Linked DNA regions of Homo sapiens: regions 1 and 3 are each linked to region 2. Evidence: chromatin loops called from intact Hi-C (ENCODE). Cell type or tissue: ascending aorta. All regions are shown on one strand.

Evidence for each region. A loop is a pair of places that touch in the nucleus more often than their neighbours do. Peaks named below come from ENCODE experiments on the same cell type or tissue, not always from the same donor. Only the 100,000 strongest peaks of a DNase experiment are listed, where the experiment ranks them.
Region 1: it touches region 2 in a loop (2.1-fold over the local background); 6 of 110 quality-filtered maps call a loop at or near these places.
Region 3: it touches region 2 in a loop (4-fold over the local background); 10 of 110 quality-filtered maps call a loop at or near these places.

What each region holds. Positions count from the first base shown.
Region 1 is chr1:180,912,187-180,914,686 of GRCh38, forward strand. It overlaps KIAA1614, which reads left to right and starts at 711. Exons shown (of 9, transcript NM_020950.2): 1 at 711-1,107. The coding sequence starts at 1,058. It overlaps LINC02816 (long intergenic non-protein coding RNA 2816), which reads left to right. Exons shown (of 4, transcript NR_185877.1): 4 at 1-1,870. RefSeq lists a silencer at 507-806. In ascending aorta, no CTCF peak of the experiment used is centred here; DNase peaks (open chromatin) are centred at 175, 735 and 1,032; H3K4me3 peaks cover 2,239 bases; H3K27ac peaks cover 1,722 bases.
Region 2 is chr1:181,083,261-181,085,760 of GRCh38, forward strand. No RefSeq gene overlaps it. Among named protein-coding and RNA genes, the nearest start is that of IER5, 4.2 kb to the right of the region's middle. In ascending aorta, a CTCF peak has its summit at 1,193; a DNase peak (open chromatin) is centred at 1,161.
Region 3 is chr1:180,527,630-180,530,129 of GRCh38, forward strand. No RefSeq gene overlaps it. Among named protein-coding and RNA genes, the nearest start is that of ACBD6, 26 kb to the left of the region's middle. In ascending aorta, no CTCF peak of the experiment used is centred here; a DNase peak (open chromatin) is centred at 1,542; H3K27ac peaks cover 2,255 bases.

The sequences.
Region 1 (2,500 bases), 170 kb before region 2:
TTTGGGCCGCGGCTGCAGGGAATGCCCCTGGTTGCGACCCCCGTCCCGCGCTGGGGAAAGTGATCTGCTCGAGAGCCCCCAGGACCCTGAGAACCGGTCCCCACCCAAGGCGGCGGCGGGCAATTCCGGCACCGCGGCAGACGGGATGCGCGGAGCGCGTTCCCTCCGGGTTTCCCTCACGCCTCTGGAGAGCGGGAACCAACGACCTTGACCTCGGAGGAAACGGCTCTACGGAGCGATGGACGGCCCCACAGAGAGGGCGGCCGGCTCCTCTGGAAAACTTGTCCACACAAAAGGCATTCCTCAGCTTCCACCCCGAAAGGCGAGCCCTGGGTGTAGGGTTACCAGCGGCGCGCGGAGCCCGCCGAGAACGTGGTGCGCCCCCAGCTCCTGCCCGCGCTCCCCGGCCTCCGTGCGCCCCGCGCGCCTCCGCTCTTGCGCCCGCTTTCCCGCGGGGAAGGGGCCACCGCCCTGCGAGGCTGGCGGCCGCCCCGTCGTCCCCAAGCTCGGGGCCGCCCTGGACTTCCATCCCGCGCCTCTGACGGCCGGGGACACTCGCTCCCTGGGCCGCGGCTCAGGAGAGGCGGCCCCGCGGGGCTCCGGGCGGGGTGGGAGGCCGAGGCCCGGCTCCTCCAGCCCCTCCCGCGGCCCCACCTCTCCGCGCTCGGCTCCCTCTGCCCAGCGCGGGCCGGGAAGGCGCGGGCTTGGCCGCTCTTCCCCTCCACGGCAAAGCCGTGAACGGACAGCTGATGCCACTTCCTTCCCTGCCAGCGCCCTCCCTGCCCGACCCCGCTTCCCGTCCTCTCGCCGGGAGGGAGTGCGGCCCGTGGGGCGCTGCGCCGGCCAGACCCACCCGGGGCCCGGGGGCTGCCAGCAGAGCCGGGAGCTGGCCCGGCCTCGGCGCCGTCCCGGACCCCCAGTCGGCCGCGCCCCGAGGGGCGAGGCCTGCGGGCCGCACTCCCTCCGGCCCCGGATTCGGGGCTGGAAGTCCCTCCCCGAACCCAGCAGCTGGCCTGGGAGGGAGAAGGGGCTGGAGAGGGCCTGGCCTCTCCGAGGGATGGAGGGGACAGAGGCGGCGGCGGCCAAACCCGCGGGCGGCAGCCCCCAGTGAGTATAGAGGAGGCAGCGCCGGGCCGGCCGGGCGGGGGTGGCGGACCGGCGGGGCGGAGGAGCGGGGAGCCCAGGTCGCCCCGGCCACTGGGAAGCGGGCCTCCCACGGGCTCGGAGCTGGAAGGGTCGTGGGGAGGCCCGCCCTTCACGTCCATCTTCGTTTGGCCCCTCTGAGTTAGGGGAAATACATCACAGTGCTTGGGCCATAGAACCAGGCAGCTCCGAGCTGACCGATCTTCCCGAAAGCCCGTGCCCAGGGGACTCCAGTGGGAGGGTCTCATTCTTTAAGGTCTCTGGCGTGCTGTTCCAGAGTTTACCCATCAACAATTCTTACTTTAATTTTTTGGAGCCAGGGTCTCGCTCTGTCGCCCAGGCTGGAGTGCAGTGGTGCGATCATGGCTCACTGCAACCTCGACCTCCCGGGCTCAAGCCCGGCCTCCTCTGGCTTCAGCCTCCCCAAAAACAAAAAGTTATTTTAACTTAACAGAAATTGCTCATATTACATTCTAATCCCCTGTTTTCTGGATTGGACTTTAGAGGAGAAGAAGGAGATGCAAAGAGAAACTTGCTGCATTCTAGATTAACTCATAGAACAAATTATTTCTGTCCTCCTAAAGATAATCCTTAAACTTTACTGGCTTAAAACTGGTGTGACATTTCGCATTATATGTGTATTTTGCTTTATAAAATATGTGCATTCCTGAAAGCTTGTGTATAAATTGAATTGTAATAAACGACTACAGAGAGACTTGCCATTTAAGAGAATTTTATGGTGAATACTTGGTCCGTGTTACGAAGTGGATAACTCCTAATTTGTAGTGTATACACATAAGGATTTTTATGCACAAAGTTTACTTCAAGGGGGGGGGGACATCTAGATGTGTGATATTAAAGTTGTATTTTTCTCAGAAGGTAGAATCAATATTAAAACGCTGTGGCATGTAGATATGCATGCAACACCCTGAGTCAAACCCCTGCTCACCTTCATTCCTTGTGAAGGGATAAACATCAGCCATGCTGCTAAGGATCTGTGCAGCGCTGACAAGCCACCTAGCCTCTGGGGATGGAACATTATCATTTACAGAATAAGGGGAGTAGGGTTAAGTGATCACTACATGTTTTGGAAAAGGCCTGGGCTTGGAATGAGAAGCTTTGGTTTCCAAACTGGGCCTCCTCTTAGCACCTGTGTATTGTAATCTGTGCCTCAGTTTCTCCATCTGTAGAAGTATATAATAAAGCCATTCTTTCTTTTCTTTTCTTTTCTTTTTTTTGAGACAGAGTCTCGCTCTATCGCCCAGGCTGGAGTGCAGTGGCGGGATCTCGCCTCACTGTAACCTCCGCCTTCTGGGTTCAAGTGATTCTCCTGCCTCTGCCTCCCAAGTAGCTGGGA
Region 2 (2,500 bases):
GAGGCGGGCGGATCACAAGGTCAAGAGATCAAGACCATCCTGGCCAACATGGTGAAACCCTGTCTCTACTAAAAATACAAAAATTAGCCAGGCATGGTGGCGCACGCCTGTAGTCCCAGCTACTCGGGAGGCTGAGGCAGGAGAATTGCTTGAACCCGGGAGGTGGAGGCTGCAGTGAGCCGAGATTGTGCCACTGCACTCCAGCCTGGGCGATGGAGCAGGGCTCTGTCTCAAAAAAAAAAAATTAAAATTAAAATTAAAAAAAAGAAAAATGAAAAAGAAAATCAAGCAGCCAAGAGAAAAAAAAAAAAAGATGTACAATATCCAGAATAGTGAGAGAAAAAAGGAACAAATTAAAAAGTGGATTTGGGCCAGGTGCAGTGGCTCATACCTGTAATCCCAGCACTTTGGAAGGCCGAGGCAGGTGGATCAATTGAGGTCAGGAGTTTGAGACCAGCGTAGCAAACATGGTGAAACCCCATCTCTACTAAAAATACAAAAATTAGCCATTGTGGTGGCATGCGCCTGTTGTCCCAGCTACTTGGAAGACTGAGAGGCGGAAGTTTCAGTGAGCCATGATCACACCACTGCACTCCAGCCTGGGCAACAGAGTGAGATTCTGTCTCAAAAAAAAAAAAAAAAAAAAAAAAAGTGGATTTGTCTGTTCTCAGAAGAAAAAAAGGAGTATCACTTACATAAAGTGCTAATAATGTATTTTTATAGATCTTTTCCCCCTAAATATTTAGTATGTCATACAAATGACTATTTGATTGCATAAGCAATTTTGACACTGCCCCTCACCCCCCACCAATTGAAAATGTCCTAATATTGAAAGGTAGGGACAGTGCAAATAACTTATTTTTCTTTCACCAACTCCCTTCTTACTAATTGTTACTTCTCACATAGCTACCGTGTGCATAATCTGTAGTGGGTTTGCACAGACTAGACGTAATTTAAGGCAAGTTAAGATCTTTAATCATCTGATAATAATACTTAGCCTTCAATTAGTTGTGTAAACAAGGGCGTAAATAGTGTCAACAGCAGTGGGCAGAGCAGCCTGTGCGACAGGAATCCACAGGCTTGAGCCCAGATAGCGCCTGAGTGACCTCAGACAGCTGTGGAAACAGCAGAGCCCAAAGCTCCTTGTACTAATCTGCCTGTGCCCAGCAGAGGGGTGAAAAGACAGAACAGACCTGTGGGAGGTGCTCTGGCCTTTTCTTCCAGAGCAGTTGGTTCCTCTGTTCTTCTGACAACCCTACTGTTTCTGATCATGCTGCGAACTTCTCTTTTCAACTGACAAAATCTCAGAGATGGATGATGGCAAATTCTAACTCAGTTCCTGCTTGCTAAATCTTAAAAGAATATGCTATCGTCCTGCTTTTTTTGGTAGGTGGAGGTGAAGTTTCCTGATCATACGAACTCGGGCCCTCCAGACATGAGTTCTAAAGGTTCCATTTCGTTGGCTCAGGATCAAAGAAAATCCTGATAATGACAGTGATAATGTGCAACTTGCAAGTCATCAGACATTTATTAAGCACCTATTATGTGGTACAGCAGAAAAAGCATTAAAAATTCAACAAGTACTAAGAGTGTACCTACTATGTGTTCAGAACTGTGCTAGGCACTGGTGTGATAACAATAACCATAATAACAACAATAACTAAGAATTATAAGTGTTTATATGGTGCTAGGAACTGTACTAAGCAATTTAGTTATTTTTATTATTCCCATTTTTCACAGGAGACTGAGGCACAAAGAGGTTAAATAACTTGCCTATATAAGCAAACTAAAATATGGATTTCCCATTTCACCTAGAGGTGAGATGACTTTCCAAAGGTCACACAGCAGTGAGAAGAGGAGCCAGGCAATCTAGCCCCATGACCCCACATTGGAGCTTTAAGTAGGTTAAATGTAAATGAAGATAATGATATCTACTTTCAGAACTTTATAAATGTGCTAAATAATGCATGTACTATGTCTAGCACAGTGCTTGGTAAACATTATTATTATTAGGAATTCATTAATCCAAGTGTATAATCACTCAGTATGCACTGGTACAGCCAACCCAGTTGTTAAAGTATTGAAATGTTTCCATGTCAGTTGATAGAACCTCTGCCCTAAGCCCGTGAGTAGCCCCCTTACTGGCCATGCAGCCCCTCTTGCAGGAGCCCTCCAAACCCCTAGCATTGTAAGGGCCTCCAGGACCCTGTTCTGATGGTTAGTGCCTGTACTGCACCAGCTGTTATGTATTTTCACCATATCCTGGCTACAAATATGAGCTGGGCTCCTGCCTTCAATGAGGGCATAGTCTGGGAGGGACACTGGGCATGACAGGAGAAAGTGATGAGGGCAATGATGAAGGAGTGTGCTGAGTACAGTGGTGGATGATGGAAAAGCTCAGCTCAGGCAGGTCAGAAAGCCTTCATGGAAGGCAAGAGGCTTGACACTAGCAATAACCTGCCTGGATGGGTGAGTGGGAGCATCCCAGATCATCACTAAA
Region 3 (2,500 bases), 560 kb before region 2:
CTCAGACTCTCAATTTAGTGCTCAGTGACCCCAGTGCTCAGTGACCCTGAGGAGGTCAAGGTGAATCCGAGCCCTGTCAAAATTCTCACCCTCATTTGCTGGAAACTCCATTGATTTAATGCTGTGGTTCAGGAGTCTAATCTTTGGAAAACCTAAAAAATAACCTGGTCAAATCTTAATTACTAAGCATAGCATCATTTATGATTTTGACTTTGTCAGAATTGGTCACTAACTTTCCCCGTTTTAAAACACTTCAGAGCTATTTGGAGCCAGGAAATATCTCTACGAGGAGGCTAATCCTGTTAGGAAACACTGTTGTCCTCTTTTTTTTTTTTCTTGAGACGGACTCTCACTTTGTTGTCTAGGCTGGAGTGCAGTGGTGTGATCTTGGCTCACTACAACCTCCACCTCCCAGGTTCAAGCGATTCTCCTGCCTCAGCCTCCCTAGTAGCTGGGATTATAGCTGCGCACCACCACACCCAGCTAATTTTTCTATTTTTAGTAGAGACGAGGTTTCGCCATGTTGGCCAGGCTGGTCTCAAACTCCTGACCTCAGGTGATCTGCCCACTTTGGCCTCCCAAAGTGCTGGGATTACAGGCGCGAGCCACCACGCCTAGTGTTGCCCTCTTTAATGAGTGCTACACAAATGTCTTGGTGATTTCACATCCGCAGTTGTTGTGGGGTGTGTTTTGTTTGTTTGTTTGTTTTATTTTTTGTTTTTTGAGATGGAGTCTCGCTCTGTCGCCCAGGCTGGAGTGCAGTGGCACTATCTCAGCTCACTGCAAGCTCCGCTTCCTGGGTTCATGCCATTCTCCTGCCTCAGCCTCCCGAGTAGCTGGGACTACAGGTGCCCGCAACCACGCCCGGCTAATTGTGTGTGTGTGTGTGTGTGTGTTTAGTAGAGATGGGGTTTCACGTTGTTAGCCACGCATTTCTTGAGGATTAGACTGCTGTTGCAGATGAGCGCCGTCCTCTGTCTCTGAGTTCCAGGGTTTGTGTTCATGGAGGTGTCTTGTATGGTAGTTCCCCAGCACTGAGGCAGTCTCACCTCCATGACAGAAGCAGGAAGATTGTTTTGCTTTTCTGATATTTTCTATGGAAGATGCTTTTGTTTTCCAGTGTTTTCTATTGAGGAATACTAGCTACCTCTAACTCAAAACATACAGGAAGCTCTCTATACTTATCATATTTTAAAAATGTTTTTTAACCAAACTAGCTTTCCTAAATGGTTACTATACATTTCCAGTGTATTTCGAAAGGAAATTAATTCTCACTTCATGACTTCAGCAAAATAAAAAGCAAAACAAACACTAGAGTACTAAAGGAACAACTACTCGAGACATCGTGTTCTCTTAGTCACAGGCACATAGGAGGGAAAATTCAACTAAGCCTCATTTGGATGTATTAAAATAGCCTTTTTCCTAGCTCAGAATCACATTTCAAAGGGTGCCTAGGTGCAAAGCTAAGCCAAGTATAACCTAGCCACAAAGTAGTGCCAAGGGTAATACACTGTTTTCTGTTTTGTTTTAAGCAATGAAACACAGCAGGGAGCTGAGAACATGCACAGAACCAGGAGCAAGCAAACCCGAGCTGCAGGGAGCTGGGTGTCCTTGGCCAACTCACCCAACCTCTCTGAGCATCTTCATTTAGAAAATGAGCGGCTGGGCATAGGGGCTCACGCCTGTAATCCCAGCACTATGGGAGGTCGAGGCAGGCGGATCGTTTGAGACCAGCCTGGGCAACACAGAGAGACCTCATCTCTACAAAAAATTTTAAAAAATAAAAAATTAACTGGACGTGGTGGTGTGTACCTGTAGTCTCAGCTACTCGGGAGGCTGAGGTGGGAGGATCACTTGAGCCCACAAATTTGAAGCTACAGTGAGCTAAGATTTGTGCTCTAGCCTGCCTTAACACATAATGACCAAGTGAGAAAATGTATACAAAAGCACTTTGTAAATGACAGGTTTTTCTACAACACAAAGGAATCATAGAGGTGGCTATTTGGGGGAAAATGAGGTATGTGCAAAGCTTCCTTTTAAAAGGTGACTTTTATGTCTAGCATTTTTGTGTGATTTAAGTTCAGCAATTAGAGGATCATTATTTAATACCCTAAGAAAATACTGTTATATTGTGTCTTCCAAATGAACTATTTCTGTTTTTACTGTCACTTGGAATGTTCTCCATGAAAGAAAAGTATTTAAAGGAAAAATTACCTGGAAGATAATGGGTGAGATTTTTATAAGTGCCTTCTGTATGGGGACAAAGGGCTTTTTCTGCTACACCTCCTGAACAGTTTGATTTATTTGACAATATAATACATTTTTTCAAATAAGATGAGGAAATAGGTGTTCCAGCAAGTGATATGGGGGTGGCAGAGTGGGGAGGTGTTAAGGGGAGGGTGTCAGGGAGGGAGGAGAAAAGAATATTGGGAAGAGCTGACCAGGAGAAGTCTCAGGCAACCATACTGAGTATCTTCAGAATTGTAGTCGGGTACACAAG